Linked DNA regions of Mus musculus: regions 2, 3, 4, 5, 6 and 7 are each linked to region 1. A link is a loop called in an ENCODE intact Hi-C map of the cell type or tissue named here. Cell type or tissue: left cerebral cortex. All regions are shown on one strand. Links, peaks and the distances in the headings refer to the core of each region. The heading gives the core; the rest is flanking DNA.

Region 1 (4,509 bases), core at 168-4,167:
CTGAAAAAAGGAGAGCAGCCGAGTCTCCACAGCCCACTCTTCCCGAGGCTGAAGATGCTTGGGATGGGTTTTAAAGAAATCTTACCAGACCTGTCTTAAATAGTCCCATGGAAATCTATGCTAGCAAGACAAGAGTCATTACTACCCCCATCCTAAGACAGATGGATGCTCTGATGTTTATTTTCCAACATCTGGAGCTGGGATGAGTGTGCAAGTACAGAGAGGGAGGTCTGGGAGCAAGGCAGGCTTCAGAGATGCAGGGCCAGACATGCTATCCTAGCAGCTTGGCCGAGACCTGCAGCTCCTAATTGTGTCCGGAGCTCTGTGGGTGAGGTTCAAAAGGTGACCAGGGTTTCTCAGCCTCTCTAGGACTCACAATTTTGGGAGCAGTTAATTCTTGATAGCAAGGAGGTTAGCATCACCTTCATAGTTTAATAAGTTCCAAAATGCTCTTGAAGATAAGAAAGGAAAGACAAAACACAAATGAATCCAGAACATAGGCTAAGTGGATGCCAATAAAATGTACACCCCAGTGGTGACAACCCGAATGTGTCAACAGACCCACTAAATGTCCCCAGAGAGAGCAAAGGACAAAGTCATCCTCCCTGGAAAGTCATACTTAGCCAATAATTTGTGTTCTCTGCTATTTCAAGGCACTGTATGTTTCTGATGAAACAGGAGCTCAGAAAATGGCTGTATAAGAAGTTAGAGTGTGTATTCCTTGTCACCAGATCTGGATGCCTGAGGGGTGACTCAGAAAACCATCACTTTAGTACTGATGCCCTTTTACTCCTCAAAAATAGCAGTAACGGCAATATTTTAAGGGGAGAATTATGATATGCACGTGTGAGTGTGTGTGTGTGTGTGTGTGTGTGTGTGTGTGTGTGTGTGTGTGTGTGAGTGTGTGCGCGCGCGCACGTGCATGTGTGCAGAGTTGGCTCAGTGATTAACAACCCTGGATATTTTTCTGGACAACACAGGTCTAATTCTAGGCACTTTCATGACAGTTCACAACATCCCAGGGGGTCCAATGTCCTTTTCTGGCCCCCATGGTACACATACATCATACATACAGTCATGCAAACACCTGTACACATGAAACAAAAAATAAAATCTCAAAAAAAAAAAAAAACCAATTGAAAAAAGATGGCAAGTGAGGTACAACCAAGAGCAAGGGGCCTAGTGAGGCACGACCAATCAAGCTCGGATGACCCTCAGCTTCTATTATCTTAGGGGACCAAATGAATACAAAATCATTCTGGTGTAGGCTGATTCCTGTGGACATCCAGGAGTAGACTCTGATTAAAGTGCTTCAATCCAAAAAGTAGGGTATGGGCCTCAGCTCTCATTCACCGTGAGGGAGTTATCAGCCACCTGTAAGGAAAAAGCAAGTTCCTTCTCGGTGCCTTGTGCATCCCCATCTAACTGCCCAGGTGCTGGAGAATAAGGCCTGGCGTGGCCTTAGTGTCTGTCTCTGTGGGTTCAAAGACATGGGCCTGGGACAGAGCCATGCCATGTAGATGCATCCTCAGAAACAACTTCACAACAAACCCATGTGTGGGGCTTTCCTTCAGAGAAGGACATGTGCTTTCTATATTCTGTTCTGCTCTAAATAAACAGATCAAGACTCACATGAAATTTAGGTACAATTCCCCTGTATCAGTCAATTAACTCACTGGATTCAAATAGTAGCTAAGAATACAGAAGTCTTGCTGTGTCCTTACAGATTTCTAAAGGGCTGAATTTTTTCTTAGCCAAAATGCCACTGCAGTAAATGGAAATACACTTGGCAGTGTGGAATTCAAGCGCACCACAGCTGAATTGTAGACTGTCTGCAAGTGGACCAAGGGCAGAACTGGAAAAGCATTTACAGACCAGGACTGCCATCTAGTGACGAAATCCTGTCACAACTCACTGGTTTCCATTTCTTGCTTTGTTTTTTGTTTTTGTTTGGTTTTTCTGCATTTCACAAACTTTTTATATGTCTTACACTCTCTTACAGAGATGAAATCATTCACAAGTCACAGCACTTATGCATCCTTCGTTATGGTTTAAGTAGTGAAAAATCATATAAGAAGGAGCCAGAATCCATTAAAATAATAATAATAATAATAATAATAATAATAATAATAATAATAATAACCAGTACGCAGTGACTGGTCCTTTAGAAGATATTTTAATGCATTTTAAAATTCAAGCAATACCCATTATCTATTTTTAAAATCCTAGCTAAAGCAAGAGCTGCTGTCAGCATCGTGCTGTGGAAAATAATTCGACCTGCCTATGAATATGGGCTTGATTTTCTCTTAGCAGGACTTAGGGGAGCTGAGGGGAAATGGGAGTCTGGTACCCTAGTAATAGTGCTCAGATCATTTAGCTGTCTGTAACATTCCCGGTCCTGAGCATTCCACATTAAAAGAAATACAACCAATACTTGTGGTTGAAAGTGCAGGGTGTTCGAAAAGTCAGTCATTTTACGCTGTCTGCCTTTCATGTCCCAAGTCTTCTGAGATACGAGGAGGGCCTACTGGGCAAAGCCACACTCCCTGGAGATATGGACCATGTGACAGGCAAAGGCAGCACCAGGGACCTAATTATAGGCAAGTGAGAAATAACCGCATCACACAGATAACTGCCAAAGTGAGATGAATAAGGTCTGGAATTTTCCAGAAAGATGCAGTGGGTGGGGAAGTTGGACTTACATGAAAGTGGAAAACTATTACCAATGAGGAGCAGAATTTGGCATCCAGAGATGATAAATACACCATTTAGGCCAAAAAGGGAGAGTTTGGGGAAGCACCTCCATGCTTTGAGATTAGTGTTTTGGAAGGACTCCGTGGCATCTACAACCCTGCTTCCTGTGATCAGTTGTTTGCCCCAACAACCTCTTGATACTCCTCTCTCCACCCTCCGTCCTTCCACTTAGATAACAGGAATAGGCAGCTCCCAGAATGCACCACTGAGAGTTCACTTCTGGGAGGCATCTCAGATTTCCCTACCTCTGTGGATCTGCCTAGAGCTTTCATTCATCCATACTGCACTAAAAGAATCTGCCATTCCATGGATAGAGATTAAGTGACCAGAATAAAGCCACTGGGCATGTTCATTCATCTAGTCCATAGTTGGTGCTTTACCGACTCAGTGGCAGATCAGAGGAGGGACAGACTTACTCGGCGTTACAGAAATAGGAATGAGGATAGGACTGGAGCTTCCTTGTTCTCAGCCAAGTATGCCCTACAGTCCATTGCATGCCTCCTGAAAGAGACAAAGGGAGGCGAGTTTCACTCCTGGTCTGGACTTTCTGCAGTGGATGAGGGATTCCAGCCAAGCCCACAGCTGAGAGATCAATCCAAAAGCAGATGGCGGCAGCCAGCTCTAACTGGAGCTCCAGAGATGTGTGTTTCAAAGCAAGGTGCATTTGCTAAATGCAAGGCCAACCCCCAATAAGTAGGTGGAGCTACATTAACACAGACTTGTACTTCAACCCCACTGAAGCCTTTGCCTAACTTCTTTGAACCTTGTTTTTCAGTTCTATGATATGGAAGTAGTATTAATTTCTGCTCCATAAGTTTGTCAGGACAGTTAAACAATATAGTGAAGTATTTAAAATGGTTCCCACTATGCCGATCACTGAATAAGTACGGTAATATTATAATCATTGTCTTAGCTGTTGTTTACGTGAATGGCCTTGACCAAGTTATTTAGACTCCAAATCTCAATGTCTCCATGACAGGAGTAAACACTCCACCTTCCAACACTGGTTTAATAAGATCTCACTAGTAAGCACTAACACATGCTCCTCCATGGATGTTCTCTAGCAGCCGAGAAATGATGGAAACCTTTCATCCCTGATTGACATCTTGTCCTGCCAAAAGGAGGGTCTGGATTTGTCTGGCTAAGGGGTTTTCTTTCCAGTGGGGTTAAATAAAGCATAATGATAGGAACATATCTCAGTTCCCTAGAGAGTTAAAAGAGGCCACTAGCCCCAATAAATAATAAATGCTCTTTTTACATAGAAAACAAGTGCAGCGTTCTGACTGGGTAGCATAGGTTTTCTGCCACTGAACACACCAAAGAAACAAAGCCAAGAGAATACTCCGTATCCACCAACTCAAACCAGGAGGTACATCCTTCAGCGGTCTCTTACTACAGTAATGTGCTCATGGGCTCTTTCTGCAAAGCCCTTCAAAGAGAGAGAACCAGAGAGAAGGACAGGAAACACAGATATTGACTTGGAATAGTGTCAACTATGAATAAGGAAACAAAAACATCAATAAGGTGCACGTTGAAATGCTTTTATGGCTCTTATAAATTGCAGTTAGACCTAGGGAATGCTAGAACCAAAAACCACATAGGAACAACGGCCCTCGCTAATTCTGCTGTGTTCATCTGCGTTCTTTTGTTGTTTAAAATAAGCGTCTGGTTTCAAGTGATTCAGAAAGAGGTGGAACCTGCAAGGCCCTCAGCCCTGAAGGCAGCACAGCAGAGCACATCACGAGGCAGCACTAA
Region 2 (4,509 bases), core at 313-4,312, 620 kb before region 1:
TAGTGATAAATAGAATGTGGTATATGCTTACAGTGGAACACTACACAGTAACAGAAAAAAGACAATTGAGTAATATGCATAACCACAGAGAGAAGTTTCCAAAGCATCAGGTATGGAAGACAATGTGAGTCTAAAAGCTGCACACTGTGAATCTATATAGAAACCCCATAAGAATTTCTAGAAAGAGGAAAAGCTACAAGGTCCAAAAATATAGTCATGTTTGAAGGCTATTGGAACACACACACACACACAAATTGATCATAAGGATCATACCAGTACAAAACTTGGCAGAGGGGACTATCAAAAATGGTTGCTGTAATTAACATGAACTAGAGATTTAAGCAATTAGATGTTGCATGGGCATTTACAGTATCCTGGAGAACCTGGACCCTGCACTGGGCAGAGAAAGTGAGGAGAACCATCTCAAAATACAAAGAGAACCAATGGCTCCAATCTGCATGATGCTCAGGTGGTAAAGAAAGTTGTCCCCAGATCCCCATAAACAGCCTTAAGATGTATGAGAATATATGTTGTGTACTTGAACTGTGCTAGAAAAATAAGAAATATGATCTTTCTTACACCCCAGGTTCTGTATTACAAACCCACTATGGATTCTTAACCTTCAATTATGTATTTTCGTGGAAATATTGTGGCTGAAATACCCTCAGGTTTTAGCGAAGGGACCCTGGACAACTTAAGAGTTGAGCATGGCCTTAGCAGACCTTCCACTTTTCCCTTACTCCCTCTACCTTGCTAAAAACTTTAGATTACATTCCTCAGGCTAGCCCCCCAAGCTCTATTCCCTTATTTGGCTACTTCTTCCTCCTGAAGGTGACTACCAAGTTCCAACTACCAAAATATTAAAATCCAGCAATCAAAAGTCCCCTTTGTCTCACCTAATTAACATGTCCAATTAAAAGTAAACACCTCATCCTAAGATGGAGTTCTCCCTTTTACCTTTATAAACTGCCATTTGCATAGTGGGCATATATGTCTCCCCTCTATATGCCCTTTGTCCTCTGGGACAAATATCCCTTCCTCTTCTCCCTCGTCCTCCAAATCCTGTCTTTGACTCTTATTCCCTTCTCTTTGCACCTCTGGGGCAAATAAATCTTCTTCGGGCTGAGAACTTGGGCTTGAGTTTCTGAGCTGATACCAGTCCTTACAGTTACTGTTTGTTGTCTGCTGTGATAGGGTAATAGTCAAGTTTTTCAGTCCCTACTTTAGTATTCCAGAGAATGTCAAGATAGGGGGGGACTGTGTTGTTTTCATAATAGTGAAAATGTATTCACTATATTACAATGTAGTGTTTACAATGTAGATAAATTTGTAATAATGGTACTGTAATACCATCTGAAAAAAAAAAGGATGAAATCACAGGGATCCTAAATTTTCAGTCATGCTTCAAAGACCTTGCCAACATAGAGAAGGCCTGCTTGATGTTCCCCTCTGAGTTCCAGTTCTTAGAGCATGAGTTCAAGTGCCTGACCCTGTTAGACCCTGATGGTCAGAGCATCATCTTGGCAGAGCTTCCTAGAAAGAAGGACTGGGATGTCTGCTGTTCAAGCTTCTCTACCCAAGGCTTAATTCAAGGACCTTGGCTGCCACCACTGTGCAGGTAACTCAAGTGTCAGCTGCTGGGTCATCTGCCTAAAAACTTTCCACCAACAGCCTGCCCAATTGATTTTGTGTCTCTACAGATTCACACCACACCTCCTGCAATCCAGTCACCTCTCTCAGAGTAAGGCCATCTATATGGGTCACCTGAAAAAACAAACAAACAAACAAACAAACAAACAGGAGAAAGAATGATAGAATTATGGTCCCAGGGGGTTCCCAAGGTTTCAAACAAGCTGACTTAGAACTTGCTCACTAAGCAGGGACATCCTATTGGCAGACAAGAAGATGAGGATGTTGGTTCTGGAGGCTCGGCTCTTATCTTTTCTATAAAGCATCATGGTATCTGAGTTCCAAAAGAGTCCCTGAATCTCATAATGGTTTCACTCCTCTTGCTCAGGTTAAGTATACTTGGTTTCAGCTGCTTACCGTCAAAGAGCCTTGAAGGAGAGAAAACAAAACAAAACAAAACAAAACAAAACAAAACAAAACAAAACAAAAAGCCTACCATACCTGGAAGGGACAGGGTGGGGCCAGGCAGGCTCCATATTCTCATTTAAGAAGACATGCATATCACTGACAAAATTAACTTATTTCTCATCTGTAGCTAGGGGATCACAATAATCATCTTCCATCTTAGAGATTCATAGATAAGACTAATTTGTTAGAAAGTTATTATGGAATGAAGCTTACCCTTGTTAAGCTTCTTGACCAGTGGGCTGCATCAGGTCATCTAGACACCGTTGGCTTCCATGGGATCCCTGGCCAGCTAAAGAAGATGTGAGTACTACTCCTTTACACAGTTGAGAAAGAACAACTGCATTCAAACTTGCAACCTAAAATGAGCTACACCACTACTATCAGGAAACAGAAGGGGGCACCCTAAGAATGTGTAAACAGTAGTTAGCAGACACACTAGCAAACCTTTTAAAGGTCCTGTCATGAATGCTTTCTCTGTAGTACAGGAAAGGAAAATGTGGTTCATTTTAGAACTAAATTTATTCCAGGGAAGTCCATGACTCAGGGATAAAATTTAGAACTACCTAAGTCAACCTCTGAGAGCAAGAGAAAGACAAAGGAAAATGATTTCCACATCTGTGGCATACACTTAATCAGATTGTTAGGGTAACATACATAGGAACTGTCTGCATTTAATAACTTGGAGGTTAGAGGGAGATGGTAAAATTACTTCAAGGAGTAATTTATCCATGCCAAACATGGCTTTTTTGAAGACTGTTTACAAATGTGCACAAGCCTGAGAAACAGGTGTACAGGTTTCTCCAAGGTCATCAGCAAAGCTAGCCCCTAGCCTGGCATTTTAATTATTTCTTCAGATTGAAGCAAACTGTTTTCTCATCTATGAGAACTCTGAAGTAAACTGGTAGATCATCCAGAAAATCGTCATCAGATGAAACAATAAAAAGAAAGAGTTTGAAGAGATGAAGACAAGGAGAAAGAACAGTAAAAAATGGTTGAAAGGGGAATGTGGGGTGGGAGGAATGGGAGAGAAAAGCACAAGACAAGAGAGCTACAAGGGGAAGGTAGGGAAGGAAGAAGGAAGAGAGGAAGGAAGGGACAGAGAAAGAAAGAGAGAAAGGGAGAGAGGGAGAGAAAGAGAAGAAGGAAGAAGAAAAAAGGGAAAGGAAAAGATAAGATAAGACAAGACAAGAAAAGACTGTAAAACAAATCCCTCTGGGATTTCAGAAGGACCTTCATTGGTCTGAGTGACCAGGCTTTTCTATATGTTCCTTCATACACCTGGAGATCAAACCCAAATCCCAGGCCACACAGTAGAACTAGACGACTCAGGAGGACATTTAGGAGGAAGCCAAGGGTGACTCTTAGCAGAGCCATCGAAGCAGGAGTATTGACTTAGCAAGCAAAGAGTGGCCTTCTGTGAACGGCTTTGCTTTCACCAGCTGTTCCTCAGTTAATGAATATGGAATATTGACTCAGGGGTGTCCCCAAAGGTGGCCAGAAAGCAATCTCATTTCAGTCCTGTCAATAGCCCAGTGCCTAGAGGATGGTGCCTAGAGGGGGCACAGTTCACCCCCACTCTGCCTCTCTTCAGAGCCTTAGGCCAGTGTGTGTGTGTGTGTGTGTGTGTGTGTGTGTGTGTGTGTGTGTTTATGTTCACCAGATGGGAATGGCCTGTCATAAAGACATAGAGACACACCTGGTCACTGTTTTCTAAACACTGTTTAGGACAAGGAGAAATTGAGTCTTTAACTTTTTAAAGAAATTACTATGGTAAATAAATAAGCTTCTTTTAAATGAACTCTTAATAGTTTATTTTATACCATATATGTAGAAAATAATATTGCACATAAGTGCTCCACCCTACACACACTGGAGTAAAGCCAAAGGAAGCCTTTACATATCTGAATGTCTGTATTCTCTCTCATGTAGTTCATGTATCTAAAACTTGCTGTGTAACTAAAAATGACATGCACTTTTTATCCTCTTACAACTAAAATTTCCGGTGTAAAACATCATGCTCAGTTTTAGGCAGTACGGTGTATGTGATCCAGGGTTTCCTGTGTGCTAGGCAAGTATTCTACCTACTGAGTGACATTTCCAGCCATACAGTCAAAAGAGAATTTTAAACCCATCAATCCAACTCGTGTGATGGTATGACTATAAACACGAGGAGGAAAAGAAAGGCAGAGGGATCAGAGACATGAATTTAAGGACGAGCAGGTATCTGGACAGTAGAGTCAACCACTAGTTGATGGGAAGAGGTGTTCAGATTAACAGGAAATATCGAAAATTTAGATATGTTAAAATTACCATGTACTGAGAGCTCGACATGGCAAGGAATTGATCTCCTGTGACAATGATGATTAATCTTGATTGCCAGCTTGATGAGATTTAGAATCACCATGAAAACAA
Region 3 (4,509 bases), core at 247-4,246, 240 kb before region 1:
ATTTAAATCTAAATTTTATGTTGCTCAAGTAAGATGTTGGATCTTTCCATATTTACCTTGCATCCTTATATCGAGGTAGAACAGATTGCTCTGTTTGTTTTGCTTATATGTGTATACACACCACCCAACCCTGTCAGTTTATTTTACCTACTACTGCATGGATGCCAGTTTTATTAAGTCAAAAAGACTCATTTCCTGAGTGAGAGATAAAAGGTGGGCCATACTCACCACCCTCCACCCCCATCCCTGCAATACCCCTTTACTTTTGCTTTCCAACTGTGGTAGGGCAGAAATATTAGAGATTGTCAAATTTTGATAAAAAATTTTAGGTTAATTGTGGCTCTACATAGTCAGCTGATCTAAATTTCAGCTTGGAATTGTATTACTTGTCTTTATACTATGGTAAATTTTACCTTCAAAATCTCATCAAGGATTAAATTAGTCAAAGATGTCCTAGACTTTTGCTATGAAAACTGACTTTAATCAGAATGAAGCAAGGCTTTCCATTAGTCAGTCAAAGGCTTTGTAGCTTTGTCCTTTAAATAGATGAGTAGGTCCAGTGGTGGGAGAAAGAAACAAGAAAATACTGTAAGAATCCAGTTCTGTTAAGTTGAAAGACCACTGTGAGACCATGTCCCTCCGATCTGACTGCATATAGTACCTCACCCCATCCAGAACTCTTATTTGAAGAGAAAGCCTGTTTTTACATGTGACCTTTCAACACCAGAGAGACTCCAGCACAGACTGATAACTGGCTTTCTGTCAATCTATTTTTAGACACTGTAAAAACTATTGCTAAATATACATCCCAGCAAAACAACCCCAGGCCTAGTGGCTACAGTGAGAAGAATATATATATATATATATATATATATATATATATATATATATATATATATATATGAAAATAAAGTTTCCTTGTTGCTCTGACTTTTACTGTTTGATGCATTCTGGAGGAGATAACATTGTTTCTCTTAAAATTCAAACTTTTGAAACTCTGAAAGTAATGGAAAGGTTTGCATACTCATTATGGTAAGATTTAAAGCCAATAAATAAAATTGGTAAGCTAATATCAGTCTGGAGCACTATATGTTCCTTGTGACCTAAGAGTGAGCTTTGGACAGATTGGAAACAAGTGTATTAAAAAAGACAGATGAAAATTGATGTAGAGAAAAGGTTAGAAAGATGCAGAAGGCAAAGAGAGAGAGAGAGAGAGACCTGCCTATGCAAACAAACCATGAGACAGCGAAGGGGTGTACTCCAGAGTACAGTGCACCTTATGAAGCCAGTTTTCTACTTCAGGTATGTACAATGTGCAAAGCACTCCATTTGGACCATTTTATCAAAGTCCTTGCTTTATTATTTGGACAGGTTAACTAAAACAAACAAACAAACAAACAAAACAACAACAACAAAACCCCAGGAACTATAATACACAGTTCCCACATGCAGAAGTAAATTTCCTATGATGTTAATTACTCAGCAGAATTATACAAGTCAGGAATAGCTGAAGTAATACATTGCCAGTAAAGTCTCTAGTTTTTGTCTGAATTCGTTTTCTGTTCTTACATCATATCTGCTTTCGTTTTGGTGGTACCAGGACTCAAACCCAGAGTCTTAGATATGAAAAGCAAGTGGATCCAGTGCTTGACCGGGCATCCTCAGCCCCTAAGATCATTTTGAATTCTTCTAAGAACCCTGACATAATTGCCAAGATCACTCTGAAACTCAAAGAGGTTGTAATAGTTTGCCTGAAGTAAAATGAAGGCAGACAAAAGAGTAGGCATTGAGCCAACGGGTGGTCTGATACTAAGTCCTGAATTCTGAATAGGAGACACTGGCCATAAATAGTCTAGAGTATACAAACAGTAGGCTAGCACACTGATAACATGTCATGCATCCTTCTGTACAAAGTGATAGTTATCCTTTCCTCAAGAAAGAGGCCTATTCCTTTTCACCTGGGCACCCATCAGATAGTCAACATGGACATAAAGAACAGAAAGTAAAAGCCAGGCACAATAGCTGGTGAATCTGCTGGGCACCCTTCTCTTTCTGTTCCCCCCACCCCACTCCCTTTTTTAAACATTGTTCAAACTGAAAGGAAAAATACATTTGTTCAGGAGAACAGTGAGGGGAGGCGGAGGAAGAAGATGATGTTTTTTTGGATAATGCTGATAGTTAACACTATTTTATTGGAAAGAAAAAAATTCTTGGCATACAGCCAATCTCTTCAATGTAAAGAAAAGACTGTAACAGACATTTTACAAAATGTGTTTTACCATTTATAAATATTTTTTGTCTTCTCTACTGAGTCTAAATGAGACATGGTGGTACTGGGTCATTTATGACCCAAACAAAATCTCTCCCAATGAGACTCTTCCAATACCAGTTCAGCAACTCACATGGCAATAGCTCTCTGCTTTTTCTGTTTCCTCCCCAGAATGCTAAAGCAAATACCTAGAGTTGGCATGGCAGAGCTACACCATCTGTTTCTAAGTTACATAGGAATGGTGATGGGTGGCTACCTCATGTGAACCAGCTACTTATAGACGCTGCACAGGGAATGTGAAACTAGGCTGTAAACAATCATGTGTAATATTTAGATTGACAGGAGGACTTTTAGTTAGGTAGCCATTAATCATAATTCCTGGATCATAGATTCTCTCATGTAGATATTTGTGTGCTTCCTAAATGTATGTATGTGTTCTTGTGTGGATGCTCACATAATGGTGGAAAAGAACTGGCCCAAAACTATGTCTACTTCAGCACAACTATTTCATTCAAGAGAACTTTATTCCTGGATGAAATGTAACTTAAATTCAAACTATTCTTTTCTATATGATTCAGCTTGTATCTTTCCATGAAACTATGGCTACCATTGAGGCACTGTTTGCTACAGATTCCACCTTTACCATTTACTTGTTTTCCTTGATTGATCATATTTTAGAAGCTATAGCTTTCATGAAACTCAAGATCAAGTCCCTGTTAACTCTGTATGCTCATCAGTCATATGGGTGCTCCATTCCTAGCGTTAGGCACCTAGGCTGCTCTACTATTCAAAAATCTTAATCTTTGCTCTGCCAATGCATATTATCTGCATTTTAAAATATAAACTATTCTAATGCATCAAGACAATAAGTGACTGCTGCCTGATTTCCTTCCAACAGAATTATGTCTTTCTTTATCAAGAGAATAATCTGCCTTTTGCCCCCTGCTCCCAAGTCTGTCTGCTGTAGTGATAAGGAACAATTTATTATACAGTGTCCTGGCATAAACTACATTCTGAAGATGCAGAATAGAAAAATAATGGGACCATCTTGCCTCATTACACATCTGGAATAGCCTTCTGCTTTCCTGCAGCTGGACTCAAGAATGAAGGAAATTAAATCTTTCATTCCTGAAGAATCATATTCTATAAAGTAATGAAAGTCAAACGACTCAGAGATCTTTTCTCTGAAAAAGCAAATAAGTGCAGAACCATAGGCTATCACATTGACACATGAGAGTAATTGACTTGGGGCCAAGAAGCTATAAAACTGAAGGGGAGTTATGAGGAGAGTTCTCCCTTAGAACTAACTCCAAACAAGCAAACAGATGCTCACTACAGTAAGCACCGAGTCAGGCTGGGTGGCCAAACCAAAAGACACAGGTACCATCCTGTTCTTGAACTGGAAGAATTTATGATTTGGTTTGGAAGATAGCAGTCACAGAAATCAAATAATTGAGAGTAGGAAAGAGATTACTAGAGAAGATGTTGGTTACGAATGCTAAAGAGGAAAGGGGTGGTGTAATCATATGTGCCCAGACTGAATTTATGCCGGGATTGTTCATTACCAACACATAAAATCCTTTAAGCTTGGAGGTGGAATGTTTCCACAGTATAAAATAAGGCACTTTCCAAACAATGCACAATGACTGGAGATGAATCAATTTATCCAACTATACCTATTTTCAGATGATGTTTGAAGAAGACAGACTACACAGGAGATTGTAAGCTTTAACTTGTAACTTGGAGCCAAACTACAAAGTTATTTTGTCTATGAAGCATGTGCCCTGTTTTTAAATTAGTTCTCTGCTCAAGCTTTTTTATGATCAAAAATTTCAATTTCTAACTTTTCATCTGGTTAATTTCATGGAAATATTAGGACAGAGTTTTTGCGTATTTGTAAAAATCAATAAAAAGAAGACTCAACTGCCATTGCTTAAACAATAGAATGCACATCACTTTTAACCTAATTGTATTTGTTCCAAGAAGGAAATGATATATGTCTAAATGGTATAATAGCAGCACTGTGGGCCTTGCCAAATCCTTTTCTTCTTTATGTTCCTTACCAGATCCTGACTGTCTGACCCTAGCCCCTGGGAAGCATTCCTGGGAGAGAATCTGACATTTGGAACACTGTGTTCCCTGTTTCTGGCTACAGTTCTTGTTTTCTTGTTAGAATGAGATTCATCATTTCTGCAGAATTAGAGGCTTGATGGTCAGCACTACCTCATTAAATTTTTATT
Region 4 (4,509 bases), core at 348-4,347, 770 kb before region 1:
GGAATTTTAAGATTATAAAATCATGCATTTATAGTTAACAAGCGATGATCAGTAAGAACTTTGTGAATATCACAATTTTTTATTAGTATTTGTCTGTCTATGTTGTCCATTTGAGATCCTATTATGAATAATTGCCACAGTCTAACCTCTATTGGGTCTCCTACCTGTGGGGAACGAGTTTCTGGTTGCAGGTGAACAAGAGGTCGTTGAGAATTGACAGACAGACACAGACACAAAAGAGTGTGCTGGATCTGAATGTATTGTCACAAAGCGAACACCAGTCTTATATAATACAGAAAACAAAGGGGTAGGGTGTCACAGCAGGCAAAGTACATTGAAGTTATCTGACACAAAACAGAGGAATGACTTCAAAAGACTTATAGGAACCAGGTAATGTTTACAATAAACATAAAACAGCCCTGCCTAGAGTCAGCTAATGACAGGTAAGGACTTCACATCCTAGTCATAATTTGTGCTACTCCTTTGAGCCTTGAGAAAGCTAGCACCAGGGGGTTCTGCTCTAGCAGACCTTCTCATGAATAATGCAATACCACAACCCACCTATTTTCTAGGCCTTGGTTAATTCTTGCATATGAGTATAACTTGGCTGTTCTTTTAAGTATCTGTAGGGAATCTCCATTTGTCAGAAGAATTCACCAACTTGCTTCTAATATGCAATGTAGTTTGCAATACCTGACTGTAATGAAGATTCTAGGTATACTTTGCTAAGCTTGCCCTGAGATTTCTAACTCGTATCCAGTAAAATAATATAAGAAAGCATGCAAGACCCTCTGCAATATTGCAGGGACAAATCTGGGGCATTCTAGCTATGGGAATGCCAAGGTTCCAGGAGGCTGTTTCCGTGAAACTCTTTGCCTCGTGACTGCTTCCAGGCCTTTCAGCTTGTCAAGCAGACTTCACTGGAGTGGATGTAGCAAATAATCTCTCCTAGTCCCAGTACTAGCTAATACAAATTTTAGTTCCATGCCAAAGCAGAAATCCATAGTATGGTCTCTGGGAAATACTATATATACTCTTTTATAATCTGATTTTTGTATGAACAAATGTTACAAATATTTTTCCAAGAAATTTTCTGTGTCATGCCATTTTGAATTTGCACATTTAGAGTATTTTTTAAAATACTTGTAAATAGGATTAAATGTGGACCATGTTAGAAGAGTTGCCTAAAGAAGACTAAGAAGCTGGGCATGGTGGTGCACATCTGTTACAGCAACACACAGGATACTGAGGCAGAAGGATCATAAGTGCAAGGTCAGCCTGAGCTACATAGGAACCCTGTCTCAGAAATGTAAAGAAGGGAAAAGGGGAAGAGAAGGGAAGGAACACACACACAAACAATCAAGAAAGACAAGGAGACAGACAAGCAAAGTGGAGAGTGAACAGAGACCTCGGAACAGAAGTAGGTAAAAAGCAAGTAGGGTTTGTATGTTTTAGAATCTTTTGGTCAGGGCAATTAGGACAGAAGCATCCTTCAGATAATTCAAAGCTCAAGATTCAAAACTGCATGTAAAGGGTTTTATCCCTTGTCTAAGGTCCTGAAGCAATCACATAGTGCCTCTTCCCCCCCTGTCCTTTTTCTGTATTCCCTCCCTCCCTCCTTCCTGACATACTCCATACTCCTCTCATTGAATTAGCTGTCTAGAAACTCAAGGCTGAAGATCAGAAGGCAAATCAAAGGCAGCTACGACATGGCTATTATTGTATATCTCATCTCTCTTAGTGGAAACCACAGCCACAGTAAGCAAGTCATAGTCACCTCCCACCTTACTGAACTGTGCCTTAGAGCAACCACCTCCAGACCACACCCTAGTCCTGACTGTGTATTGTTGACATGGGTTTGGGCATGGAGAGGTCCACAAAGTCTCAGACTCAAGGGAACAGCAAAACCGTCCACCTATTTGGGTGTTGACAATGTGTGCAAAACCTAACAGTTGCAGTTTCCTTTTCTTAATGACCACTTTCTGAGGCTGTTCCCTTACAGACACCTCCTATGAAGACCTCCATCAGAGCAAGCACAGCACACCTGATCCCAGTTTTTGATGTGCGTGTATCTATTGTTTCTTCATTCCTGAGTTGCCCTTGTCAGATTTCCAGGGCCAATTCATACACCACTTGGCAGTTTCCCATCTGGGTGGTCTGAATTCTAAAATCACCCAAGTCTGCCTTTCTCACTCCTGAGCCAGGGAGGCCATTCTTGATGGAAGCCTTGCAAACATGAATTTGTCTCTGTTCTGAGTTTGTGCCTGCAGTCAGCTCTTGTGGACTAGAAGAGTATGTATTCCTGCTTCTGCATTCCACAGTGAAAACTGTTTGCAATTCTGTGCTCCTGCTCTGCTCAGTAAAACAGCTGTGAGCCGAAAATACTCTTGATACTTGACCAAAACAGTGCAGATTATTTGAAACTAATAAAGGCCTTGTTTGAATTCTGACAAGTAGAAAGTGGCTCACCACCAGGTGTCACTCATTTCTCTACTGCTATAGGTGATGCCATTCTTAACACTGCTTAGAAAATCTCTTCATTAAAGATTTCATCTAGCTGGGCGTGGTGGTGCATGCCTTTAATCTTAGCACTCAGGAGGCAGAGGTAGGTGGATTTCTGAGTTCAAGGCCAGCCTGGTCTACAAAGTGAGTTCCAGGACACCCAGGACTATACAGAGAAATCCTGTCTCAAAAAACCATTATTTCATCTTTTAGTAAATTCATTGAATGGAATGAGGGGAATAGGTAGAAACACTGTTTCCTTTTTTAATGCAAGATTCATATGATAGCACATGCAAGATTTCATACTAAAACCTGAACATTTTGTTGTAAGATTTGTTGTTGAGTCAGGATCGTGTTTTGTAACCCAGGCTAATCTCTGCCCTGTGATCTTTCTGCTTCAGCCCCTTGAGTGCTGGGATTACAGTTGAATAATGCTAGAATTCCATACCTGGGCACACTCAAATTCTGTAACTCTTTTAAAAGAGTGGCTAATATAAAGGATAAGCACATGAAAAAATCACTGATTTATGCCTGAGCCTTTACTTTTGTGCTCATGCCTGCAAGTTCATGCCATGTGTGATGGCTCAAAGCTACATCAGTACTTGAGTGCCTGAGGCGGGAGGATTTTCCCAAGTTTGAAACAGCCTGGAATAGCATACTATCATACCAAAATGAGATCAGATAATTTTAGTAGACACACAAAGACTATACTTCAAACAAGGTACATTGGAACTCTTCTTCTAGCCTCTCAGATCCATAGTTTGAATTAGTTATTTGTGGTGCTATTGGGTAGGGTAGGCAGAAAGAACTTCCTGTTTATCAAGTTCTTGAGATATTCTACCCAAAGATAGAATAATCAAATGATAGCTCATCTAATTTGAGAGTTATCTCAATTGGAATTCCACAGAGAAAGATAAGCAATAGTGACCGAGGAAAACCTAGTTTTAAAAAAATGCTGGTATTAGGATGCAGTTAATGCTCTATGATGGGCACGCCCATCCCGGCCCCAGTATATCCAATACACAGCTATCTGGAAACATTTTGCTTCTTTGTAACTGGGGTAATGGCAGGTTGCAGGGGAAATCTTACCAGCATCTGTGAGTAGAGGATGTGGGGGACTTGATAGCATCCTACGGTGTGCAGCTCAGCACTACAATAAAGAGCCCTGCAGAGCAACTTGGAGTGTCACAAAGCCACACAAACTCACACAAACTCTTGATTAGATGTATGCAGCTGAGTGACTTGAAAAAGTTACTATACCCTGTCTGGACCTACATGTTGTCATTTATAAAGCAAGGATGCTAAACAGCCTGGGGCATGCTACAGCACCTATGCATATCAGCTTCATCTTCATAGTTACTGACATTAAGATACACTCATACCATATGCCTTTTTGGTCTTTCTCCCTCCAATAAATATATTGAGTGAACACTCTGAGCAAAGTTCTGAACAAAAGGCTGTGGTACCCAAGAAGAAGAGCCAAGGAAGTTCTGTCCCCAAGAGAGCTGATATTCCAGTGTGAGGTGACTCCTTACTTCAGGATGGTGGCACAGTAGAGCAAGCACACAGAGGAGCAGACATGTGGGCAGAGGTAGGAAAGGCAGATGAGGTAAGGCCTGAATGTCAAGGGTAAGGCAGACATCAAGTTGGGAGAAAGACAGGGAAATAAGGGCATGAGGTGTCTGAGGAAATTCAAAATGAGGCAGGCAACTCTGTGAGGTCCACACACAATGTCCCTGATTTCTCCCAGGCTCTTGATGAATTTTTTTTTTGTCATTTGTGTTAGGCAAGTTTGGAAAGGGGACCCATTGAAGAGGGCAGCATAATCATTTCTTAGGAATAGAGAACATGAATCAGGCATTTGTGAAGAAGCCACATCTGTGTTGAAGGTGAAATTTGTGTTGAGCCAGAATGATCTTGGGTGATCTAAGTCCCTTCGGAGCCATCACGCTCATACTCTCTACTTGACATGACACCATTGTGGCTAACAGGTAATTGCTTTGGAAT
Region 5 (4,509 bases), core at 334-4,333, 250 kb before region 1:
GGTACCCTGTTCCCCAGCTGAAGAGTTCTGAATTCACGCAGTTGAATCCTTCTCAACAGTCTGTGTTGCGGGAACACTTCATTACCACTGTTCCCCAGCTGAAGAGTTCTGAATCCAGGCTGGATCCTTCTCAACAGTCTGTTTTACGGGAACCTTTATGACCGTGACCCGCAGTTCTGGTTCCGGAATGAGGGATCTTCCTTGCGCCGGTGATGGTAACCGTCCAGGGTTTTCTCATCCCAGGATTTCTCGTCCCGGGTTTTCTCGTCCCGGGTTTCGGCACCAACTCTTACACGCGTTCGCGCGACTGGCCAGGAAAGACGCAACAAACCAGAATCTTCTGCGGCAAAAGCTTTATTGCTTACATCTTCAGGAGCCAGAGAGCAAGAGAGCAAGAGCAAGAGAGAGCAAGAAAGCAAGAAAAAGAACAAGAAAAAGAAAGCAAGAGAGAGAACAAGAACAAGAAAGCAAGAAAAGGAACAAGAAAGCAAGAGAAAGAATGGCAAAACCCCGTCCCTTTTAAGGAGAATTATCCTCCGCCTAGGACGTATTACTCCCTGATTGGCTGCAGCCCATCGGCCGAGTTGTCGTCACGGGGAAGGCAGAGCACATGGAGTGGAGAACTACCCTTGGCACATGCACAGATTATTTGTTTACCACTTAGAACACAGGATGTCAGCGCCATCTTGCAACGGCGAATGTGAGGGCGGCTTCCCACACAGGCAGGGTGGTACACACACTTAATGCCAGTATTCAGAAGACAGAACCATGCAGATTTCTATATTCAAGGTCAGCCTGGTCTACAGAGAAAATTCCAGGACAGCCAAGCTTAGTCAATGAAGGAAACCATCAAAACCAGAAAGCTGGCAATGGTGTAAAAGAACAAGGGGGACCATGGTCTAGCCCCAGCAAGCAGCAGAACTTGGTAGCTTTGGTCATGTGACTCTGGATTTAAAGTTAAGACTAGAAGTGGTTACTGGGACAATTGATGCTGGTTAGCTGGACCTAAGAAATTAGCAGTGATCAAGAAGAAACCAGCATCACTGAGGTGAAATCTTCTGGGAAGTGTTTTCTGAGAGCATAAACTAGCTGTGTTCCAGAGATAGCAAAGGTGTACCTTGCACTGCTGCTGGACTTGATAATGTGTAAGAACCACCCAGGTAGTACTGGTTTTGAAGGCATGAAGGGGTCATGAAGAACAGCTGAGGCTTGGCACTGTGACAGGCCTTAGAAGGCCACTGGTAAAGGTACAGCCTCCGTTGCAGTTGATAGCTCAGGACTGAGAGTCATGCAAAGAAGTTGAGGCTTGGACCATGAAGAGAGCCTGTGAGAGGCTATTGGTGAAGCCTAGTTACAGCATAAGACTCCAGGGAATTAGAGATGATAGTACCCTGGGATGATCATCAAGAACAGCAGCAGCAGTGGAGTAGAGTCAACTGGAGCCTAGAGTGCTACAGAGGTCAGAGCTGGAGAAGAGATACAAGCCCTTAGGAAGAGTCCAGAGGATGATGTGTGGATCCCAGACACTGGAACAAAGAAGGTGTAATGTTGAAGTTACTTTGGATACCCTAAGATGCTAGAGATATCAGAGCTGTGGGATACCTGTTGAGGAAAGCTGCTAACAGGGAGTGGAAACAGTCCAAAAATAAAACGTTTGTTGCAGTCAACAAAGATGAAAGGAGTTGAAGATATGAAGATATCAGATATGAGATATCAGATATGGAGATGCAAAATTTGGAGTTTGCCCAGCTGCTTTTCCGTCTTGTTTGGTCCAGAATTTACTTACTAGGAAGTTTTGAATGATAGTGTATAGCCTATGATAATGGAAGCATGCTATCTGATTTCTGATTTTGATTTTTAGAGGATTACAGTTAAATGATTGGAAGACTCTTAGAAAAGACTTTGAACATTGTATTTTTAACATTATTGAGACTGCTATAGATTGTGGGACTTTTGAATTTGATCCAAATATATTTTTGCATTATGCTATAGCTAGCTATGTCCCACTATATGTTTGAACAATCCTATGGGAGCCAGGTGGTAGTTTGAATATGCTTGGCCCAGGGTGTGGCACTATTAAGAGGTATGGCCTTGTTGGAGTAGTTGTGGCCTTGTTGGAAGAAGTGTGTCACTGTGGGGTGGGCTTTGAGACCCTCCTCCTAGCTGCCCATGAGCTAGTTTCTTCTGTTTGCCTTAAGAACAAAATACAGAACTCTCAGCTCCTCTCTCACCATGCCTGCCTAGCTGGACACTGCCATGCTTCCTGCCATGATGATAATGATCTGAATCACAGAACTTGTAAGTCAGTCCCATTTCAGGGTTTTCCTTTGTATAAGTTGTCTTGGTCATGATATCTCTTCACAGCAGTAAAACCCTAACTAAGACACTATCTAAACTGTAGATTTCTATCTTTAATAAAAGGTGGATATTGCATTTCTACATTAAGGACTATTTGGAATAAATAACAATCCCCCAAAATCTGCAAAAGTATAAAACCAAGCAAAATCTTATTACATCATTTCATGAAGTGTAAATAGATATACAGACAGAATTCACATCACTGTCTTCACTGTGTAATAATTAAATGTACAAACTGTTACAGGGAACATATTTGATCAATTAATGATCTCTGTCTGGTCTTAGCACACTTTCCTCAAATTAGTTCCTTCTCCCTAAACAACCTCTTTATATGCTAAGCGCAGTCTCTCTGTATGGTCAAATGCATTATAATCCAGCTTTCTTTGTCCTCTTCACTCACCCATAGGGGAGCTCTACAAAGCTCTGTACTTTTCTTCCTGTGTCCTGTCATTACATCTCTCTGAGTCACCACTTCAACCTACAATATCCATTCCCCATGTTCCCTCTTGAAAGTTTCATTCTCTTATTTGATAATATAGTTCACTATATCCCAATTTGCTTTATTCATGAGAACCTTTTTCCATTTACAAACCTAGATTTGTTGACATTATGTTCGAAATAAACGTGCCGCACTTCTTTGTGTCTCCCAAAGGAGAATATACTCTTGTGAGAATCTTCTGAATGTTCCATGTCCAGAAGCACTTAGAGCAGTTCATTAACAAAAAAAAAAAAAAACAACCAAAAACCAAAAACCAAAAAACAAAAAAAAAACCAAAACAACAACAACAACAACAAAAAGCTTACTAACAGCTGTTGATCCACTGACTGGATTACCATAGTTTTCTGCTCCAGACAAACTGGTAAACATGTTTTATTTCCTCAGAAGAGTTTAATAGAACTGGTAGACTGTCAAAGTTTTCACACTGTTCAATTTTAAAATGTTAAATGAATTTTAAAAAGTGGGCCATTAAAAAATAAAGGCCATAAAAGCTTTATCTTTTATGTATGATAAAAACCAAATACTAGCAGTGAATATATTACTTAATTCAAAAAATGAAGAGAAATTTTTGGAGTGAAGTACAGATACATTTTGCTTTGAGTTCATTCACATATTTAATCAGGTTTACCAGAAAGCTTATAGTAAAACTCGTGGTAGATTGTAAAACACAGAACAACAGTTGTTATTTAAAATTTAAAGTCATGCTACTCATTTATAAAAAGCAGCTGATAAGGGAATTAGAAAATATGCGAGCATACAAGCTGAAGACTAGGTCTTTAACTGGTTTTCTGATGCATCTAAATTCTCTGGTTAGGTTCAGCACGCTGGCCAGCTCCCCCGTGCCTTCTGGTCCCTGTTGGCTTAAGAAAGGAAGGATTCCAGAATAAAGGCATCATCTGTATTAATAATGACATCATTTATATTAATAATGACAATTCCACAACTCAAAGTAAAGACAGTGTAACAGAGACAGTAAATTCGAAATTGCTGCTGCCGAGTTTGGGGGGTGTCTGATTTGGTGTGTGTGGTTCCTGTTCCTTCCCTCAGATCTTCATGGAGGAAGGAAGGGCTGAACAGCCAGAAACCTGGCAAGGTTCAGCAGAAAATACACGGACTTCTAGAGACTGAAAAAAGCTTCACTGACTTGGAGTTGGGGACGTTTGATTTCTACTTAAATAGCCGAACTTCATGATCCATACATTAATTCACTCTGATTTGATGCATTTGTATTTTACAGTGGTATTGATTGTTGGAATAGAGGTTTACACAGATGGAAAAAAAAAAAAAAACACACACTGCCTCCCCTTCCCACTGCTCCCTCCCAGCCACCACACCCCAGTTGAGAAGTCTGAAGGTAACATCTCACTGAATTCCTCTTTCTGTGACCTTTGGACGCCTGCAGAAAGCCTGGTTTTTGCTGGTCAGAAGCTACCATTGGCTTCTTTATTTTCCCTCCCCACCCCTGGAGGGAAAAAAAAAAACTTTTTGTCCCCGGGAGGGGAAAAGAGGACGAGGTAAAGAGAAGTGGTCTAAATAGGACAGGGGGCAAGGAAGACTGGGGGGCATGAGGGTCAAAAGTAGTGAAGCTCTTTTGGGGCGCACCGCACTTCCCCCCTCTAGGCCTTTGCAGTCGCCCTCTCCGCCGCGGACAC
Region 6 (4,509 bases), core at 357-4,356, 460 kb before region 1:
CTATCCTGTGCTGACTGGTTTTTCGTACATTAAGTGGGCACTTAAGTCCTGGCTGCAAACTTTGAGATCTTCCCAAACAGAACACCAGCTCCATAGACGTTTGCTCTCAGGTGGTGACAATTTGAGTTGAAGATCATCCCGCGGAGTTCTCAGGTAATGTAACGTTATGAACTTTTATCTAATAAGATTAATTTTCTTGTTTATTTGCTTATTTTATAACTGTGTGATACCTGGTGTGACAGATTTTTGTCCCTACAAACATAATGGTTTTAGGCCTTGAGAATGTTTCTCAATGCCTTGTTTTCATTGGATAATCTTTGTTGTCTACTGACAGTTAATAACCACTCAGCATTTAGGGATATAAACCAATAATAGATTCTTGGTGTCAAGTATCCCAAAATAGCACAAAAGGTCCAACTCTGCCTGCAGCTCAGGGATGACTATGATATTTTAAGACAGGAATTGTGAGGCAGCATCACATTCACTTGATTTTCCATGGGGATCTCCCTGTGCCATGACTTTTAATAGCCTTGTGAGATGACATCTGAAATATGTTGTCCTGCATGGGGACATCTGGAGAACTACTGCTCTCAGCCTTTGAAGTCATGTGACAAGTTTTTCTTGATACTCTATGACACAAGTGGGAAATTGAGAAATCCCCAAGCTCAAGGGAAAGAATTAGACTACTTCTAATTTTTAAAAAAATATATATTATTTATTTACTATATATGAGTACACTTTACCTGTCTCCAGACACTCCAGAAGAGGGCATCACAATCCATTACGGATGGTTGTGGGCCACCAGGTGGTTGCTGGGAATTGAACTCAGGACCTCTGGAAGAGCAATCAGTGCTTTAACTGCTGAGCCATCTTTCCAGCCCCTACTTCTAAATTTAATAAGCATGGCCACAGTACTGACAAATGTATAGAATGAGACATGCTATAGTGTCAGTCTTTAAAAAATACAGGTGTTTCAACTTTCAACTTTACAATTTCTGTATTCTATGGCATGTACCTCAATGTAAAGAGTATTGACCACCTTACTAGAGGTCAAAAGCTTCTTGATTCTCTCAAATACCATGACAATAAGAAAGTAAAACCTACCCAAGGAGGTCTTGAGCATGCCCATATGCAGTTCACCTCTAAGGCTGAATTTAGAAGGGAGACTTTGGGGCTTTTCAACAGTACTTGCCAGGTGAAAACCAAGACAATCCTAAAGTGAGAAAATTTTTATTTTTTTAATTAAATACCTTCTTACAAAGTTCTTTTCTCAGTATTTATTCAGGCCTCAAAGCCCATTTAGGTAAAAGTCACTCTATATTCTCTGGAACAATACTTAGACAAGACAGACACTGCAAGACACAGGACATGTTTCATCCACTCAACCAGTAGTGGAGCAAGGACTTGGATCCAGTTCTCTCAGATAACCATAGGTTCAGTCTTCTTTGGATATGATTGAGTTTTAAATTCATTTTTATCTTCCAAGTCTCTTTGTTTGAAGTAAAAACTATTTTTAAAAAAAAACCTCTAAAGTTGCCTGATGAGGAGGTAAGTCATGTCAGTTATAGGAACTACAGCCACAGATGGATCCCAGAGCATGAATAGGAACAGTAGCATGTGCCTCTTTCCTATTTTAGGGTTCTCTGTTCTTCTATGTTCATTATTAAGTAGATAGTCCCCATGAGATGATAGTCAGCCAGCACCAGCTCCCCTCCTATGTCCAACCACTAAGCAGTTTCCTTTCCCTACAGGACATAGGCATCTGTTCTGTTCTTTCCTCTTTTGTCTGGACTTATGCATATTTGCTTTCAACTGAGGTCTTTATCATTGCATTCCCACCAACCATGGAGGAGCAGGGAGCTGAAATCTGGTGATGTCTAAGTGGAGTCTTTACCACCAACTTGGATTGTGCAGTGATAGTTGATTTCTTACAAGAATCTCAAGGTGAAGCATCCAGTGGAAATTTATCAGAGCGCAGACAGGCAGAAACATCAGGTGCTGAGTATGTCCTCATTTTGCAGATGTAAACTCTTGTAGCTGGCGAGAACAGATCTTTGTTCCATTTTTATCCATTCCTTCTCCCTGGCTCTCAGTGTTCTATGATTGCATCTGTTCCTCCTTCCTTAGAGGAAAAGAGTTGACAAATTTACTCATACTAAAGTGTGAGTCACTCAATCACCAGGAATCCTTGCATTCTAGCTTCTATAATGAGCATTTCCCTATTTGACTGATATCTGCTGAACACTTACCATGTGAAGGATATATATATATATATATTTGCAGTCATGGGTGAAATAAGACAACTATATCTTACATATTTTAGAAGATGTATTAATCTAATAAAAATAAGCCATTTCTACATTATAGGAAATAAAAGGTTACCAGAAAGAAAAGAAACACTTGAGTATTTTCCAATTCAAGGAGCTCATATACTAAAACTATTTTCTGTCTTCTGGGCTCCAGTGCCCTGACTCTGTTGATGTGAATACCCAGAATTACTATTTTTATTTTGCTGATAGTTCAAGGATCAGAATTGTGTCAATGATTAAACCTGAGGCATTTGTTCTGTAATATATACATTTTCAAAGTCACTGAAACTCTTTGGTCAGAGCAAAGTTCTGGGGCAAGCATGAACTGCCCTGCAAACCACTGTCCAGTTGGTATTAATCTACCCTTTCGTAAGCCACCCTTCTTTCTTCCATGGTCACATGACACATTATAGCAGGTTTGCCTGGTACTTTGATTGATCCCCTTCATGAGAATCACATCACAATAAAGGCTGCTACTCTGAAAACCTTTACCTCTCTGAATATGTTTCATATAGACTTTTGCAGGTCCAGATGGAAGACTGGAGACTGAATGCCCTCAGTGAAGCCCTAATTCAGTGTCAGATGACCTTTGACAAGTACCAATCTCAAGCTCTTTACACATCACAAGGCTTTTCCCATCATATGATGCATTTGCCAGCACTATCTCTTAGAGCTCCCCAAAGATACTGAACTCCTTTGCCTGTCTAGAGTATTTGAAGGTACATCCCATTGGCTTTCTTACCTATTCTGTCTTACATCTCACTCTTCTACTAGTGATTTCTGACCTCTTTCCATATAAATTATAGCATGCTAACCTTTGTCCAAAGGTCTTCTGCTTAGAAAGCCTAAAGTGAGTCCTCTTGTATGTTTGTTTGGACTGGTCACATACTGCCTCCATGTTTAACATTGTTTTTAAAAAGAGTTCTAACACTTGTCTTCAAATATATTACCAACAAAGAGGCTCCAAAGAAGTGTCTAAAGGATTAAACTAAGGACTCCTCCATATCTATGACCTGAAAACTTGACCAAGTGCTCCTGCCAATCAATCAGGAGATAGAGACTTTATTATATTACATATTACATATTTATTACATATTACATATCACATATTGTATATTACATATTGTATGTTATATTATACATTGTATATTATATTGTATATTGTATATTGTATATTATATATTACATGTTACATGTTATATGTTACATGCTATATGTTATGTGTTATGTGTTATTATTATACATTATACATTATTGTAATGTATAATATACATTATTGTATAATGTATATTATATATTATATTATCTTCACCATCACTCTGATACATTCACTCAACCCAAATCATTCTGAAGAAAAAGGCAGTGGGGAAGGAACAGACTGATATTAAAATGTTATTGTGCTAAAACAGTCATAGAGCGTGCAAAGAATGTATTTATTATGCAGAGCGCATCAACGCAAGAAGAGAACTTTTATTCTTAGGAACCATACAGGAATGGAAAAAGCCCAGCAAAACCAAGGCAGACCTGGAGGTTTACACCACAAAAGAGTGAGGAATGACCTAGGGGGATTTAATTCTGATGCTCAGTCTCTCCCTTCTTCATCCACTCTCAGATGTAACAAATCCTTCTGATGATAATTGCAATGTGTGTCTATTTATGGTGATCTGATGGGGGTGTAGAGCATCCTACTTTGGATTCTATTGATCACCCTCCATCCTGATTAATAGGCTTTCAGAAGAGCCGAGAAAGTAAACAGGAAGTCCAATACTTTGCTCCCTACAAAAACAGAGAAAGACAAAAAAAAATGTTGAATGAATGCGTTTATTTCCAAGAGTTTTAATAATAAAGTTTTAATTTAAAAGAATAGAAAGAAAATTCTATAAATAGATAGAAATAAAATTCAAATGAATCTGGTGGATAACATGAATGAGAGACGGAGAGAGGGAGTTAGTTGGAGGGAGAGAGGGAGGGAGGGAGGAGAAGAGGGGGGCAGGAAGGGAGGGAGGGAGCGAGAGAGGGAAGGAGGGAGTTGGAGGGCGAGATTCCTATAGATGGATGTTTCCACGCTCTTCTCCAATGCTTCCTTGGGACTACCAGAAAGAAATTGCACTTGGGAATTCACCACACTGTGGAAGAAAACACACTCTGCAATAACTCCTGAAAACAACTTTTTGTGCATTTTTAAATTTAGATTTATTTA
Region 7 (4,509 bases), core at 342-4,341, 660 kb before region 1:
CCCCAGCAAGTTTCCAGTGCCCAGACCCCAGTAGTGGAATGTCCATAGAGATGAACCCAACAGATTAACATAGAAGTCATTTACACCAGAATTCCCTAATATGCTTTAAATCAGGCCTGAAAGCTCACTTGGTTATCTCTTTATTCTTATAGCAGGAGACTCAGTCTGCATGCTGGACTTCTGCAGAATAAAACACTCTTTGCATTTACAAACTATTTGATTCTGGGTTATCACTATTCGGCAAATCATGCACCCTGTGACCTCTTCCACAAAAAAAAAAAAAAAAAAAAAAAAAAGGGTTCTATTGACTGAGAAACCATACTCAGGATAAGGAGGATTTGGGTGCAGCCTGGCTTTTCAGATAACAAACATTAACAGGCTACAAACAACATCCACTCCAGCCTTCTGGATGGAAGAGGTGTAAATCCCTTTGTTGAAGAGAAAAGCTTCAACAAAGAGAAATGTTTAACATTTCTGGTTTCTCTAGTACTGTCTGTGAGCATGAAGACTTCGTGTTCTTTTACTGGGGTGATCTATTCATATCTGTGATCTGCTTAGGTTGACCATATTACAAACGCATTAGACTGGATCAACAGGAGCCCTAATGGTAACTATGGTCCCCAAGAAGTCCTTGGATATGTCACAGTGACCGGAGAATCCACACACTTGATAGATAATGTCAAAAGTCAACCTCAGGTAGCTTAGCAATGCATTTGAGACTGCGTTGCCAGAAGGGAAATGGGGTCATGATGAACTAAGTAGAGTTTGAACTAAGTGATGTGAAGGTTCTGTGCTCAGCTCCACCCCAAACAAACAACAAAAATGTAATGACTTACTTTGGGGAGGCATTTGAGAGAGTCTATTTAGCACAAGTCAGCCTCAAACTAACAAAAGCCCTGTCTCCAGCCTCTGTAATGATGGGTTTACAGTGAGAAGCTACCACACCTGTCTTACAATTAGCATTTTTAATATTGGCATTTCCTGCACTCATGCAGCTCCTTCCTGCTGGCAGAAGATGGATATCTAGCTACTTGAATAACTTCACCTGTGCATATCCCAGTAGGCCATCCTATGGAATGATCAGTAGAAGTTAATTAGTTCCCTTGCTACAGGACATCATTCCTAATAACCTCACAAATCCAGGCTGGCTTTTTAAAGGTAGATTTGTATGGGCTATAGATGTAGCTAGCATAGAGCACTTCTCTGACATACTCAAGGCCTGGGTTACATTCTGAGTACAGAAGAAATAAAGGAGTGAAAAAAAATATTTGTAGACAACTGCTTTTGATCCAGATTGTTTTTGTGACAGTGGGATGTTAACTGTCACTTACTTAATACATGAGGTGTTTGTGTACACCACAAGCCAGTTTTGGTACTTAATACAACTCTAGTATTTCAATGTCACTGAAAATTAAGACCTAGTAACTTGACCTTGTTGCTACAAATTTATGAGTGGCAATGTCAGGTTTCTTAGTCAAAAGTTTTGGGTTCTGAAGTGTCACCTATTTCTACTAATGTTTTGAGAATCCCAAACAGAAAAAGGCATAAGAGAAGAAATTGTAAGTTTAGGTCCACAGAATTCCATTTACTATGGATAAAGGTCTCCAGTTAAGATAAATTATGATGCACTAATGATAAGACCAAGAGTTTGTTACTGTTTCAGTTAGGATTGTGACTAGGTCTCTCCACTGTATCTTCTGCCAGTACCTATAGGTAATTTGAAATAAAGGGATTCAGAATGCCAAAGGATGACAGCCTGTCACCTGCAGTAATGAAATGCCAACAAACAAGAGCAGTGGGAAACGAGTATGGCACAGGAAACCCATGAGACAGGGTGGATTTGGACATGACTTGCTTTTACTAGCTATTATTACTAGATTTTACAGCTATTATGTCTTGAAGAGGAAACACTCATATTCATCTAGAGTTTGAAAGTGGCTATCATATAAAAGTTACTGATGATTATGAATGTTAGAGATAGCTCCAACCATAACCTAGACACTGTCCATCTCTCCCTTGCCTGGCATTGTGGTGATTCAGACCCAGTTCCTCTTATGACAGCTGTGGGACATTAAATAAATCATGGAAAACAGAATCTCTAGCTAAAATGGTGATAACAGGCTGAAAGACCACAGGTATGATAACTCCCCATGCTTATTGTCCCTAGGTTTTCCATGAAGGAGTCTGGAGTTTACAGCATTTCATGAACAGGGAGACTTCAAGATGACAAGTCTCAGGGACAGAAGCAACGCTGAAGGCCCATTCTCTATTATGCAATTTCTAGAGTAGCCACCAGGTGGCACCAAATAGTAAATTCTACTTTTGTTTTTATACTACAAAAATAAAAACAAATGGAAAACACAGAAATGAGCATACACCAAGAACATGGAAATTCCTACCTCCCCCACTCCACCATACTGATTTCTATCCTGAGTTTAACTCATAAAATATTGTTGGGGGAGGGAGTCCAGAAATCTTGAGAGTGCTGTGAAGTGGAAAGAAAACAGAGAAAGGAAACTAAGAAACTACTGGGGACCTCCTGAGTGAACCATGTGGAGCCACGGATTGATGCAATAGCAAGAGGAGTTTATTGTTTCAGTACGCTGAGGCCATCCTGCACCCAAAGGAGAGGCAACGATCCTGGGTGGCCCGTTTGGCAAGTTTTTATACAGTTTCCAGGGCAGAATAGAACATCAGCAATAAGGCACAATGTGATTGGTGGAACAGTGCACACTTTAGGGAATGAGGTATTGGGGCTTCCCATATCTGCAGGTGGCCAATGGTTGGTCTGCCCTGCGGTTTTATTGAGGAATGTAATCAGCCTCTCTCTTCTGAGGGGGGAGGGGTGCACATGTGCTCCATGACCTCTCTCTTCCAGGAGGAGAGGGGCCTTCATGTTCTGGGGCCTGGTGGAATTTTCCAAAGGCGCTGAGCTGACCTCTTCACATTCATACACCATCCATGGGCATCCATATAAATAAAAGTAAATATTAAAAATTGTAAATAAAATAAAAACTAAATATCTATTGATTTGAAGTGTTGAAGATGCTAAACATCCTTCAATACCAAATATTCAACTGAGTTAAATCTTTACTTAAAAATAAGAACATCTATCCCATTAGCATGTAAATTTGCTTTTATAGTTAGTGAATTCCAAAACTTTATTATAGCAAAGAATTATTTCAAGATAAATTTCTGTATCATTTATTATCAGTAAACATTACACTTGTATGGCATCCCCATCTTGTAGAAAGCTTTATACACCGAATCACCTAATTCATCAAGATAATCAAGGGCATTGGGTTCTTTAAGCTTGAAATATAGTTTCAACCACGGGTCTTCAAAATTCTCTGAGCTCCCAGGAGGGAGAGAATCTGGAGAGGTTTCAGTAGTTGAAGGTGCTGGTGAATCAACAAGCCAACTCCAGATTTTTAAAAGATCCATCCTTATACTTCTGCTCCTCTAGAACCACTCCCAGTACCAACTTCTGTATTAGTCAGGGTTCTCGAGAGTCACAGAACTTATGTGTAGTCTCTATATAGTAAAGGAATTTGTTGATGACTTACAGTCTTTAGTCTAACTCCCGACAATGGTCAGCAGCAGCTGTGAATGGAAGTCCAAGGATCTAGCAGTTGCTCAGACCCACACAGCAAGCAGACGAAGGAGAGAGGGAGAGAGGGAGAGAGAGAGAGAGATTGATTCTTCCTTCTTCCAATGTCCTTATGTAGGTCTCCAGCAGAAGGTGTAGCCCAGATTACCACCACACCTTTAATCCCAGATGGCCATGAACTGGGAGATCTCCCTGTCTTAATTTTCTGGAATTCATAGCCACTATGCCTCAAGATCTCCATCTCCATACAAAGATCCAGGTCAGAAACTTCTATCTCCCAGTCTCCAGATTAGGATCACTGGTGAGCCTTCCAATTCTGGATTATAGTTCATTCCAGATATAGTCAAGTTGACAACCAGGAATAGCCACTACACCACCCTCACATTCTCTTTTGATAAAAGCTGTCACATCTTCAATCACACTCCTGCAATGCAGGGCATATTCATTTCATTCTGAAATATCCTTGTCTAGCTTCCCTTACAAGTTAAAACAACTCTTTGAAGTCAATGACTGTTTTTTATTTATTTACTGAAACAGTGAGTATGTATCTAGGAAGACAAATGTCAATCGAGAAGATGCCTTCATCCGATTGGTAGGTAAGTCTGTAAAACATTTTGTGATTCATGATTGATGTGGGAGGGCTCAGCTCACTGTAGGAAGTGCCAGCACTGGGCATGTGGTCCTGAGCTCTAAGAAAGTAACCTAAGAAAGCTACAAAGAGGAAGGGATATACTCCTCCATGGTCTCCACTACTTCAGTTTCTCCCTTCAGGTTCCTATCTTAAGTTTTTGTGCTGTAACTTCCCTTGGTGAAAGATTGTAGCCCAAGAGCTATAAGCTGAAATAAACCTTCCCCCCTCACCAAGTTTCTTTTGATCATGGTGTTTATCACAATAATAG

Evidence for each region. Peaks named below come from ENCODE experiments on the same cell type or tissue, not always from the same donor. Only the 100,000 strongest peaks of a DNase experiment are listed, where the experiment ranks them.
Region 2: it touches region 1 in a loop (9-fold over the local background); 22 of 42 quality-filtered maps call a loop at or near these places.
Region 3: it touches region 1 in a loop (3.0-fold over the local background); 6 of 42 quality-filtered maps call a loop at or near these places.
Region 4: a loop joins it to region 1, with 4 times the contacts of the local background. A loop is called at or near these places in 5 of 42 quality-filtered maps.
Region 5: a loop joins it to region 1, with 7 times the contacts of the local background. A loop is called at or near these places in 6 of 42 quality-filtered maps.
Region 6: it touches region 1 in a loop (2.5-fold over the local background); 2 of 42 quality-filtered maps call a loop at or near these places.
Region 7: it touches region 1 in a loop (3-fold over the local background); 24 of 42 quality-filtered maps call a loop at or near these places.

Annotation. Positions count from the first base shown.
Region 1 is chr14:12,572,641-12,577,149 of GRCm38, reverse strand. The region is part of intron 6 of Cadps (Ca2+-dependent secretion activator); the gene reads left to right. Among named protein-coding and RNA genes, the nearest start is that of Fezf2, 230 kb to the right of the region's middle. In left cerebral cortex, for the core only: a CTCF peak has its summit at 1,891 (motif pointing left); DNase peaks (open chromatin) are centred at 799, 1,845, 2,629 and 3,268; H3K27ac peaks cover 2,100 bases.
Region 2 is chr14:13,196,676-13,201,184 of GRCm38, reverse strand. The region is part of intron 2 of Gm5087 (predicted gene 5087); the gene reads left to right. Among named protein-coding and RNA genes, the nearest start is that of Gm5087, 86 kb to the left of the region's middle. In left cerebral cortex, for the core only: a CTCF peak has its summit at 2,489 (motif pointing right); a DNase peak (open chromatin) is centred at 2,504.
Region 3 is chr14:12,816,609-12,821,117 of GRCm38, reverse strand. All of the region lies in intron 1 of Cadps (Ca2+-dependent secretion activator), which reads left to right. Among named protein-coding and RNA genes, the nearest start is that of Cadps, 4.2 kb to the left of the region's middle. In left cerebral cortex, for the core only: no CTCF peak of the experiment used is centred there; a DNase peak (open chromatin) is centred at 2,478; H3K4me3 peaks cover 438 bases; H3K27ac peaks cover 83 bases.
Region 4 is chr14:13,342,391-13,346,899 of GRCm38, reverse strand. It overlaps a transcript of Synpr not described here. Among named protein-coding and RNA genes, the nearest start is that of Gm5087, 60 kb to the right of the region's middle. In left cerebral cortex, for the core only: a CTCF peak has its summit at 2,451 (motif pointing right); a DNase peak (open chromatin) is centred at 2,302.
Region 5 is chr14:12,823,170-12,827,678 of GRCm38, reverse strand. It overlaps a transcript of Cadps not described here. Among named protein-coding and RNA genes, the nearest start is that of Cadps, 2.3 kb to the right of the region's middle. In left cerebral cortex, for the core only: a CTCF peak has its summit at 2,734; a DNase peak (open chromatin) is centred at 3,916; H3K4me3 peaks cover 402 bases; H3K27ac peaks cover 535 bases.
Region 6 is chr14:13,035,120-13,039,628 of GRCm38, reverse strand. No RefSeq gene overlaps it. Among named protein-coding and RNA genes, the nearest start is that of Cadps, 210 kb to the right of the region's middle. In left cerebral cortex, for the core only: no CTCF peak of the experiment used is centred there; a DNase peak (open chromatin) is centred at 2,029; H3K27ac peaks cover 1,450 bases.
Region 7 is chr14:13,234,939-13,239,447 of GRCm38, reverse strand. All of the region lies in intron 2 of Gm5087 (predicted gene 5087), which reads left to right. Among named protein-coding and RNA genes, the nearest start is that of Gm5087, 47 kb to the left of the region's middle. In left cerebral cortex, for the core only: a CTCF peak has its summit at 2,288 (motif pointing right); a DNase peak (open chromatin) is centred at 2,281.